Linked DNA regions of Homo sapiens: region 1 is linked to region 2. The links are chromatin contacts, found by Hi-C or POLR2A ChIA-PET in ENCODE. All regions are on one chromosome and are shown on one strand. The core of a region is the stretch at or near the end of the contact, and the rest is flanking DNA. Distances in the headings are between cores, read along the strand shown. Region 1 overlaps SV2C (synaptic vesicle glycoprotein 2C). Region 2 overlaps SV2C (synaptic vesicle glycoprotein 2C).

The links. Hi-C counts contacts between places; a loop is a spot of excess contacts on that map. ChIA-PET counts read pairs that join two places held with the same protein, here RNA polymerase II (POLR2A). Pooled maps may share reads with other maps.
Region 1: a pooled map shows a loop between it and region 2 (2.2-fold over the local background). The contact joins two enhancer-like sites. A Hi-C loop is called at or near these places in 1 of 168 maps with a recorded cell type or tissue (naive thymus-derived CD4-positive, alpha-beta T cell) and 10 of 50 pooled maps. POLR2A ChIA-PET finds 5 or more read pairs at or near these places in 8 of 52 experiments (A673, B cell, CD4-positive, alpha-beta T cell and 5 more).

The regions. Positions count from the first base shown.
Region 1 is chr5:76,269,424-76,275,014 of GRCh38, reverse strand. All of the region lies in intron 4 of SV2C (synaptic vesicle glycoprotein 2C), which reads right to left. Among named protein-coding and RNA genes, the nearest start is that of SV2C-AS2, 39 kb to the left of the region's middle. RefSeq lists enhancers at 3,614-4,113, 4,114-4,615. Within about 2 kb of position 1,379, at least 3 of the 41 ENCODE cell types and tissues checked have a DNase peak (open chromatin) inside an H3K27ac peak, as active enhancers do.
Region 2 is chr5:76,328,632-76,334,078 of GRCh38, reverse strand. It overlaps SV2C (synaptic vesicle glycoprotein 2C), which reads right to left. Exons shown (of 13, transcript NM_014979.4): 13 at 123-5,447. Among named protein-coding and RNA genes, the nearest start is that of SV2C-AS2, 20 kb to the right of the region's middle. Within about 2 kb of position 2,803, at least 4 of the 41 ENCODE cell types and tissues checked have a DNase peak (open chromatin) inside an H3K27ac peak, as active enhancers do.

The DNA.
Region 1 (5,591 bases), core at 130-2,629, 58 kb after region 2:
AAGGCACCTGGCCAACTAAAATTTTCTTTAAAAAGGGGCCCAAAATCCATTTTTTCAAGGGCCCAACAAGCTTAGGAAGAGGACAATGATCAGATAAATTTCTGATTTTGTTCCTACAGATATAAAATTTTATCCCCTCAACATGTCACAGGTTTAAAATATAAATACTATGTAATCTGCATGAAACATTAATCCTTGGCTGGAAACTCAGGTTGTCATGCATCTGTGACTCCACCAGATTTAACCAGATGCAGCTGGATGGTTCCTGTTGCTAATACCAGCAGAGATTTTTCATCTCCTTCTCAATTTGTAAAAAGAAAAAAAAAAAAAGAAGGAGAAAAAGGAAAAAAAAGGCCAAGTAGTAGGTGGAGGGGGGCACATGGAGGGGAGATAGTTAAATAAACTATGGTATAGCCTTACAATGGAATATCATATAACTATTGGGAAAGAATGAGGTCGATTTTTCTAAACAGATATATGGAAAATGTCCAAGTGACATTGCTCAGTGAAAAAAGCACTTTTAAATAATAGTGATTTCATTTATATATATACATAAAACATATCAGTTTTTATATATATACATAAAACATATCTAGAAAATGACTAGGAGGAAAACCCACTAAACTATTTAAAGTGGTTACTCAGGGTAGGGAGGAGAAGCTCATGAGGACTTTTACTTTTTGAAAAAATTATAGTCCTCCATTCTGAAGATTTTCACTTGACATTTCTTTAATGTTTGAATTTTCTAGTGTCTTGTATAACTTTTTACCCAAAAAGGAAAAGAGAAAGCTTTTCAAAGAGTTGCAAGCCTTTACATTTTTTGAGACACAGGCCCTGATGGGAGAAGAGAGAGGAGAAAGAATCAAATTATAATTGTGCCACTATTCAATACTTACATATTTTTCTGAACTAAACGAATGTTAATTCTGATTGTGACAAATCTAAACACTGACAATACAGGTCTCACTTATGGATACCAAGGCGAAAGTGCCAGATTCTATCCTGGTATCTCTGGGTGAAAAAGAGAACAATATTCACAGACCTTTAATCTTTTGACCTATAACCGCAGTCATATTCTAATCTTGGACCCTTGGGGCTGTGGCCGTTCCCCTTGAGCTGAAATCCTGTGAACGCTATTGCCAACAGAGATGCACAAAGCAATCACAATAAAAATAATTGGCAGCGATCTGCCTGCAGCACATAATCATGCATTCAGGAAGTGAGAGCCAATTATACATCCCAGGGAGAGAGTCCAGGGGTTAAATTCCAACAAACTCCAATAGTCATCTGTCTTTAAGAGCAGGCCCGAGCAACAAGCCAACCTTTCCTGCGAGTTTTTCTATTTCTGTTTCCAAGCTCTGGTCTTGCCCTTTGGAATGCGCAGAGGAGCAGCCAGCGGTGGAAGGAAGTCACATTATGCCTCTGCTTCCTGAATTTGACTTATGACCCTAACCGTGCTTTCGAAGAAGCACATTTTCTGGTGGCTTTTGAAACTCACAAATTCATGGGCTTATTTTTTTAGGGTCATTTTTTTTTCTGGAATATCTTCTGTGAGTGCCCCAAATATGCAAAGAGTGAATGAGGGGAACTTTTCAGAAAGGGTTCCTGGGGCCAACATGTAAGACTGACTCAAGCATGGTGCTTCCCAAACTCCAGTGAGAGAAATGATGAGTCTGAGAGTTGAAAAAAGCTGACAGCATGAAATGTGCATGTGTATGTGTGTGTGTCTATATTTTAAGCAAAGGTCCTTTGGGATTTTCTTTTGTATATAGATAATAATATAGTATTAATGTTATGATAGTATAGGTCAATCAGCCTGAAGTTAAAAATATATATATGTGTGTATATATATATATATATATATATATCTTTTTTGTAAAAGATTTTTATGCAAATTTATACTAAAAGAGCCTGTAGGATAGTCAAATGTTGACCAAATGCAACTGAAGCTTATATCATAAATGCATGTTAAGTCAGCTCATTAGTCTATAAATAGACATTGTATATATTCATGTTATTATCTTAAAGCACAAATAGGCACACATTAAGTTTCCTTCTCTATTTTACTCACATAAATGTTTATTTAAAGTGAAATGTATACTTTTGTATTTATATATAAACTATTATATTAGCTGATGTCTGTGGATGAATAATAACAAATCAATTATGCTGATTTTATGAACACATACAGTCTTAGGAGACTGAAAAACAAACAAAAGTAAATATTGGCAATTCTTACATTGGGTAGAAAGTTGGAATACTAGCCTCTAAAGCTCATTCCAGAACTAAAGTTCTCTCTGATTCTAAGATCTTGTGTCTCTACCAGATAAGGCCACAAGAAGGTCCTTTCAAGTATAGATCTAAGGCAAGAAACGAAATACTTTCAAAACAAAAAACAAAACAAAACAAAACACCTTCTAAACTGCAGTTAGTCCTGAGACAAGTGTCCAAAAGTTGATAGAGGACTTGCAGCAAAATAGTGGTGCTTATTTCACATATTAGCAACTTAGTCAATCTGCTTTTCAAAGTAGCTGTCCGTAAAAACCCAAAAAGCCCAACAATAGTATTCCAAACAACTGCATGGTTCTCATTCTCTTCCAGATCAAATTTTCTTTTTGCTGTTTGCACATGGCCCCAGGAAGATCTTGCTCATGATCAACAAAAGCTCTCTGTTTATTCCTAGAAGATTTTTGTGATAACAATACAAAAATTCTAGTGGAATCCATTGTTAGGTGAAAGATTTTTCTCCCGGGGGCAAGGGGGAGAGATTACAGAGCGGGCTATAATATTTCCAGCATTAAGACAGCAGAGGTCAGCCCAGGTGCTCTTTGTTGCTGATGCCCAAAGGGCACACTTGTATACCTCTGCTAACTTGTTGACCTCTGTAACCTGTTTCTTTTTCCTAGCCCCATTTCTTGCCTTATAGTCTCTGATCCAGAACAAATCATTTAACACTTGACAATTGAAACAGCTGCTTAGCTCATGACTCAGGCCCAAAATGACCCTTAGAGTTTTGTCATTTTTGTCAAAGAAATTCCATTCTAATGGGTGGGGAAATGCATGCAACTACAATGACTGGGAGCTCTAATTTCTGGTCCTTGTGCCTCAAGCAAGGGGACATCATACTCTCCCTCCAAGTACAGTGGATGAAAATGTGACTCTGGAATTTTTAGAAACATATTTATTATGTTTCCTAATTTTCAAAAAGCTGATTTCTTGGCTTAATTTCACTGTGATAAGAGCACATACGCCGGGCGCGATGGCTCACGCCTGTAATCCCAGCACTTTGGGAGGCTGAGGCGGGCAGATCAGGAGGTCAGGAGTTCGAGACTAGCCTGACCAACATGGCGAAACCCTGTCTCTACTAAAAATACAAAAAAAAAAAAAAAAAAAAAAAAGAACACATGCTTAGTAGTTTTTTTGAAATACACTGGAGCTTGCTTTATAGCACAGTATATAGTCCATTTTTATAAATGCTCCACGTATGCTCCAAAAGATTGTGTACCCTACAGGTATTGGGTGCAGTGTCTACATACATCTATTAGGTCAAGTTTGTTGATTGTGTTGTTCAAATCATCTATACACTCACTGATTTTTTCCTCCTATTTGTCATGTTAAACTCTTTTCGGTTGTTTTTTGTGGGTAGTCCCAATAACATAGCCCATCACGTTACTGAAAATGGAACAATATACCTGTTATAAAATCAAGACACATCTATATTCCTTTGCCAATATACTTCCTGGCACCCTAATATTTGGCAGAGCGTATGTTAAGGAATTGGTGAGCCCCAAACTGTGGGATTGAGGAGGAAGAAACATAGAAAATCATGGTTACTTGAATTACCACTGAAGACACAAAATGGAATCGTTTAATTTTTATTTCTTTTTTTTCCCTTTTGACATTTCTTCTTGCCTGATAATTTCACTTTTAAAAATCATAGCGATTAGGTCAGACGTGATGTCTCACACTGGTAATACCAGCACTGTGGGAGGCCAAGGCAGGCAGATCACCTGAGGTCAGCAGTTCGAGATCAGCGTGGCCAACATGGTGAAACCCCGTCTCTACTAAAAATACAAAAATTAGCTGGATGCAGTGGTTGGTGCCTGTAATCCCAGCTACTAGGGAGGCTGAGGCAGGAGAAGTGTTTTAACCCGGGAGGCAGAGACTGCAGTGAGCTGAGATCGCACCACTGCACCCTACCCTGGGTGACAGAGTGAGACCCTGTCTCAAAAAAAAAAATAATAAAAATAAATAAATAAATAAATCATAGGGATTAAAAAATGAAACACCTTTCTGTTGAGTAGCAAAGCCATAAAAGGCTTCGCATCTGCTCGTTTGAGCCCCAACACAATATACATCCTGCCCCAACGCAATACACATCCCAGCTAGATATGTCCCCAAGCTATTCTGTAGTGTCATAGCTGCCATTTTGTATTACCTTGTTTCAAAACAGTTTCCCATAGACTTGCAACTTTTTATAAGTTGGAGATGATCAGCAAAGGCTCACCAGCAAGAATAAGCAAATGCAAATCTCCAGCCCACTCTCAGGCTTTGCTGGGAGCCATCAGAATCCTTTACTCTTGTTTTTCCTCCCCTGGGCTGTGATTACACTTCTAATGATTCATCTCACTACAGTCAGACAGGAACGGGGCTTTCCCCCAAAGCAATGAATGCATTTTTTTGTGAACAAACCTAGTACTTCCCCCACACACAACTTAGACTTCCTTCTGGAAAAATAAAACATCCAAGAGTTAATATACTGATATGTAACTCAAAGGAGGCTCTTCCTACAATACAGCTTTAAAGCATGTTTCCTTCAGGTTATATGAATCATAGAGATTAAAAGAAGCCCAAATTAATTAAATTGTTGGCAGAGATGCAATCCACTTTTGCCCATCCAGATTTATGACCCTGCAGGAGACATTCAAATGCTATTTTTCTTCATTCCCCATCCCCTTTCTCCTTTGTCTCAAAATGTCAGGCAACTACCCAGAGTTAAATTTCACCTCTGCTCTCTGGAAAGGCTATTTGGGTCATTCATCTTGGCTCAGAAATAAGTTCCTAGCTGCAACTGAATGTGGAAATGATTGGTCCTGCTGCATCCCAGTGAACGGTTTTCTAGGGCTATGCTGCTGGAAAAATCAAATGCAGAGTGACTGAGTCTGGGACTAATGCAGCAGTTTTTCATTCACTATCACTTCTCTGAATGCTACTTACCAGAAATGATCTAATGACTCAGGGAGACCACAGTGACAAAGTGCTCGAGCATAGGCAGATTGATGCTCCCTCTGGCAGAGGTGGATGTAAAACCAGCTTTGACCAGAATGCTAGTTCCCAGAACTTGCAGATTCAAATGTGGGCTTTCTATCTCCTCACACCCACTCTCATGACAGTTTTGGCAAAGGATAGGCAGGCTCGAGTACCAATTGCAGACTACAGCAGGGACACGGGTAAAGTGGATTCAAAGGTACGCAGCAGATACCTTGAATATTTATAATGCACCCACCATGTGCCAGGCACCTCACACGCATCCTGTTTCGTACATCAACGATCTTGTTGGCTGCCCAGGTAGGGCAATCAAATAAAATACA
Region 2 (5,447 bases), core at 1,554-4,053:
AACAATTCAAATAAACCTGAATTGGAGAAACAGGTTTTCTCTATACCTAAGGACATTAAAAAAGTGCTCATTTTTTGAAGGGTCAATTCATGCTTAGAAGGGAAGCCAGTCACACAGCAATCTGTATTTGAATATAATGGAGCAAAAAAAAAATGCTCTTTTATTAATCTGATATACACTAAATATCTTTGCAGCTGTTACATGAATGTTAGTTATCTGGCATATAAATGTATACACAATTCCAAGTTTGATAGATTTATGCTGTACACGAGCCATCCCACATGGAGCATGCCCTTTCACAAGGATACGCATGGCTGTCTCGGGATATTTGTCAAAACACATTTGGTCAAACATTTTGGCAATTGGAAATCAGACACAGAGGAGCATACAGGAAAGATGAGTTCACAACAGGACCAGCTGTACTTAAGATGAAAACTCCAAAACCTGAAACAGAATTTACACATGCAGCACACGTATATACAGTACAATAGGGGTAACTGGAACATTCATAGCAGGAGATCTTACACAGCATTAAAAACAGGAAGAATAAAAAAGGAAAACAAAGCCAAACAATCCAAACACCAAAACCGACAGGACCATTGCCAAGATCTCATTAAAATAGACAGTGGATAGTACGTTTAGCATATGTTCAAAATGGAAGTTCACCTGAAAGAGAAAACTCTTCTATCATGTTATTTAGTGTATCTAGATAGTAACAAAAGACATATGATCTGTTCAATATGTTCCTGGATCAGGATGAGGATACATAACTGCATGGATGCTAAGAAAGTGTATATTAAAAAAGACATTTCTTTTTTCTTCTGACTGACATAGGACATAGATTCAGTAAAGCAAATATATAACAATAGCAGCGGAGATGAAGTTAGGCCAATTTGTCAAGTTCTATCTAGGTAGGCCTGGTGAATATCAAGGCAAGAAAGGAGTTTCCTTCTTGGATGACTACGTGGGCGCAAGAGGGGAGACACTTTGCAACTTCAAACTAGTTTCATTTTGTTTGCATAGCATGAAATAGCCAATTTTACTGTACATTCTTTCTGAAGGAATGACACCCATAGATAACAGTGGATTCTCTGTACTGGGTCCTATTCTGAGTCAATACAAATGCAGAAAGAAACCCTTTGTGAATCACATGAGGTTGAGCTTGCTAAGTCTTTCCCCTTCCTTGGACTTAGGGGCAATGCTGACCCATAAATCCATGATACTCAATGTGATGTGGCCTGTGTCTATGCAGTGGGAGGCCAAGCATTCTTTAGGGCTTTAGATGGTGGTATGCTGGCAAATGTTTAACAACTGTCTTAGGGGTTAGGAGGAGTCTGATTTGCATGGCTTTGTTGCTTTCCATGGCTTTGTTGCTTTCCATGGTATAAATACCACCACTATAGCTGATCTCAAACTACAAAAATACTGTCACTTGGGAAGGTGTGTGTAGTAGTATACCTGTATACAGTATTTCTACCATACAGACATAATAGGCATACATTACCTCATGGGCACAGATAATGGTAAAATGTAGTAAAATAAGTAGAAAGTGATGAGCTTTGACTATATGTTGCCTTTGCTTTTAGCTATAATTTATCTAATCTTATTTAATTTTTTAGTAATAGCTATGTTTCTCAACTGACTCTCAAAAGTTCTGAAAGTTTAACAATCAGTTCGGATGAACCGGTTCAAAGCTATTCCAGCTCATCACTAGCTTTAGATGACTCCAGCCCCTGTGAGCAGGCTGCCTAGTCACTCCCCAGGCACCACAAAGCTGTTTTGGACTTTGCACCCCTGCTGCTGGGGTAGATTACCCGCTTGAGTTGAAACCCGTCTGAGTCTGAACAAAGGGTTGAAAACTGCTTTCTGCTCCTAGTCCTGGGCACTCTTGGATCTAAGGGGAGCATGAATGCAATAAAGTAGGCAGAGAGTGGACAATCTCAGCAATTTCAGCATTCAGACCTGACTGGAAGGCACCTAGCCTTCAGCACCAAGTGGGGAATCTTCTGCAGACATGGAGAGTACCATCTACCTCCACTAGCCAATGAATCTCAAGAACCCAGGTAGGAACATCCTGGTCTTTCAGGAGTCAAACGCTGAGCTCTCAGACTTCTGCTCTGGAGATGGGCTGCTCTGATTCCATACCAGCTGTGCCCATCCTATCAGGGCACAGGCACTGAAAAGCAATTGGAAATCCAGCCCTGCACAGGGAGCTGTGCCAAAGCCAGCAGCCTTGCGTTCACACTCCCCCTGCACCCATTCCTGTTCTTCACCTTCTCCTCCTCTGTGCCTCCACAACAGGCATGGATGGGCCTTTCATCCCAAGTGCCCCAGGAAAGCTTGGCCTTGCTTTTGTACACTGCTAGAATTAAGAGGTTGTCGACCAGAGGAGGAAAAGAAAAAAAACAAAAGGGAAATAAAGGAAATGAGTGGGCACTGCCCTGAGGAGGTAAGAAGAGAACTGGTGGGCAAAAATGGCAATGGGGCTCTCAGAGGAGGGTAGAGGGTCACTGACAACTACCCTCTTTCTGCTCTGCCCCCCTGCAGGCCCTAGAACCCCAAACATCCTTTGCAACTTCAAGACACTTGCAACAACACGCACCAGTTTTAAACTGAAACCCAAAATACCCCTGCTACTGGCTGTCAGAACCTGTTTTCTGGATGGCTTATCTGCTGAGGGTAGCGAGGAGGGAAGCTGCTTTAGGATGTCTGCAAAGATAATTGACTCACCCACAAATCTTCAAAATCAGAAAGGAAACACCCTGGGAGGCACAGACCAGGGGAGTGGCAGCAGCTGCAGGCTTTGCTGACTTAGCTCTGAAGAGAAAACCCCAACACTATTCGCTGGGGAACAGACCCCCTAGCTCCTGTCTCTGGTTTCACACCATGAAAAGAACACCTCAGAAGAAAGCGGGACTTTAGGCCAGGTGTAGTGGCTCATGCCTGTAATCCCAGCACTTTGGGAGGCCAAGGTGGGTAGATCACTTGAAGTTAGGAGTTGGAGACCAGCCTGGCCAAAATGGTGAAACCTCGTCTCTACTAAAAATACAAAAAATTAGCCGGACATAGTGGCATGCACCTGTAATCCCAGCTACCTGGGAGGCTGAGGCAGGAGAATTGCTTGAACCTGGGAGGCGGAAGTTGCATTGAGCCGAGATTGCACCACTGCACTCCGGCCTAAGTAATAGAGCGAGACTCCGTCCCCCGCCCCCCCGCCCAAAAAAAAAAAAAAAATGCTCTAGAGAGATGGGGCTATCTCTGCTCCTGATTCTTTTCCTTGAATAATATCTTAGTGCAATATCCTGCTGAGATTATTTAAGGGAACAACTTATGTGTGGTTTCATTTTTCTCATTTTCCAAGTACTAGTTAATAGTCTCTCCAACAAAAACCAGGTAATCAAGGAGCTTTCTCCTCTCATCAAAGGTTATCTCAATGACTGAATAGTTCCTGCACTGCCTGCTGAAGGCTATTATTTGTTTTAAATGTGGAAAAATAACACTTTGTATTTATGGGGGGGGGCGCGGAGGGTTCACATGTAATGGGGGTCAGTGTGAGAGTGTCTTCTCTCATTCTGTTTTCCTTGCCCTCATTTAAGTCCTCCATAGGCTTAATTATTGCACACAGCAGTGTCTCAATACGTATCACATGGGAGGTGCTCAATAAGTATTTACTGGATAATCATATGAAATGACAAGAGATCAGTGAAGGCTCGGCTCAGCTCTTCCCCTGCCCAACCATGCTAGCCTTAAGTAAGAGCTGAAACAGACCCATAAACTGTATTCTTGTAACTCAAAATCCTGGGATTACTAAACTGCATTTAGATATTGTTTAAGAAAGACTGAAGGGAGCCCTGGCAATGGCTCTGTGACTGGTTGGTGAGAGACGGGCGACAAGAGGAATGGTCAACATTTAGAGCAAAAGAACATCACACGGAGAACTGTTACGCCATACCTGAAACAATGAAGGGACACACAATACATCCAGAATATACTAACAGGTTTTTTTTTTTTTTTGTCTACATTACAGATAACAAGAGAAGCTTTACTTAAAATACATACTTTGCTGAGCATAAACAAAAACTGTGAGAAACATATAGTCCACTTCAGAGTTTCAGAAGTTGTTGCAATACTGGTGTTTTTAGGCTTAGTAACCAGACTAAGTTTGGCACGATGTGAGGATTAAAGAAAACCTAACATACAGCCGATATGCCCCTTAACACCAATATCCCAGTTGTCTTTCTGTGATACCAGGTGAAGGCCAAATTCAGACATTCCTGGCTCCAGAGCCTTTAGTGCATGAACAGATCAGGTATATTACTGAAGAAATAGGTAAAGGCCATTTTGACATCAAACAGAAAAAAAATTGGAGAATATCATATTCTATCTATTTTGATTGGCAGAGGGAATCAGAAAGTATTCCCCTGGACTGCTTTGGAAATGACCCCAGCATTTAGAAAGTCTCTGCTGTGTCCTAATCTCTTTGCTGGAACCTTATCAGTGGTATCTTGGACTCTCCCTTCTGTCACTACATTTCTTTTCCCACCTCCCCTTTGATCTCTTAAGGTATCTTGAAAGACAACTAAGCAGTTTTTGGTGAAAACCTGAACTCTGATTTGGTGAGATTTGTCTATTTGCCAATATAGGTAAAATCACTGAAAAACTGTTTCTGAAGCCTATGTATAATACTTAAGGCCATGTTTCAAGAAAATAATGGAATAAACAGTCAGGAGAGCTGTAGGGTAATATTGCAATTATAGTCTTCTAACCTAAGCGCGTTTATCTGGCAAGGCGGGGCCCTTTTCTGGCTGGGTGATGGTAACTGTCAAACCTGCAGTGAACAGAGATACTAGTCAGGATGCTGAGATGCTGGCAGGGCAGACAGCATGGGGACTGTGCTTTCTGGCCTATTCCATGCGGGCTTCCCAAACAACTTCCTACACTCTTTTTATGCGTGCCTATTTCCTAATTTTTCAGTTTATAAACTAAACCTATTTAGTGCTTGTAAAAATGAGTTGAGGCCGCCAGTGGCTCACGCCTGTAATCCCAGCATTTTGGGAGGCTGAGGTGGGCCGATCACTTGAGGTCAGGAGTTCGAGACCAGCCTGACCAACACGGTGAAACCCCACCTCTACTAAAAGATACAAAAATTAGCTGGGCGTGGTGGCGCATGCGTGTGGTCCCAGCTACTTGGGAGGCTGAGGTGGGAGAATCACTTGAACCTGGGAGGCGGAGGTTGCAGTGAGCAGAGTTCCCACCACTGCACTCCAGCCTGGGCAACAGAGTGAAACTCCACCTAAAAAAAAAAAAAATGAGTTTAGCATAAGAAGGCAGATAAGATGAAGCTATTTTCATTACTGTCTTCTACAATGCTGGAGAGTGGAGAGCAGACTAGTCCCAATCCTTTATTTTGTGCACGGGGAAAGTGAGAACTAGAGATGTTCAACGAC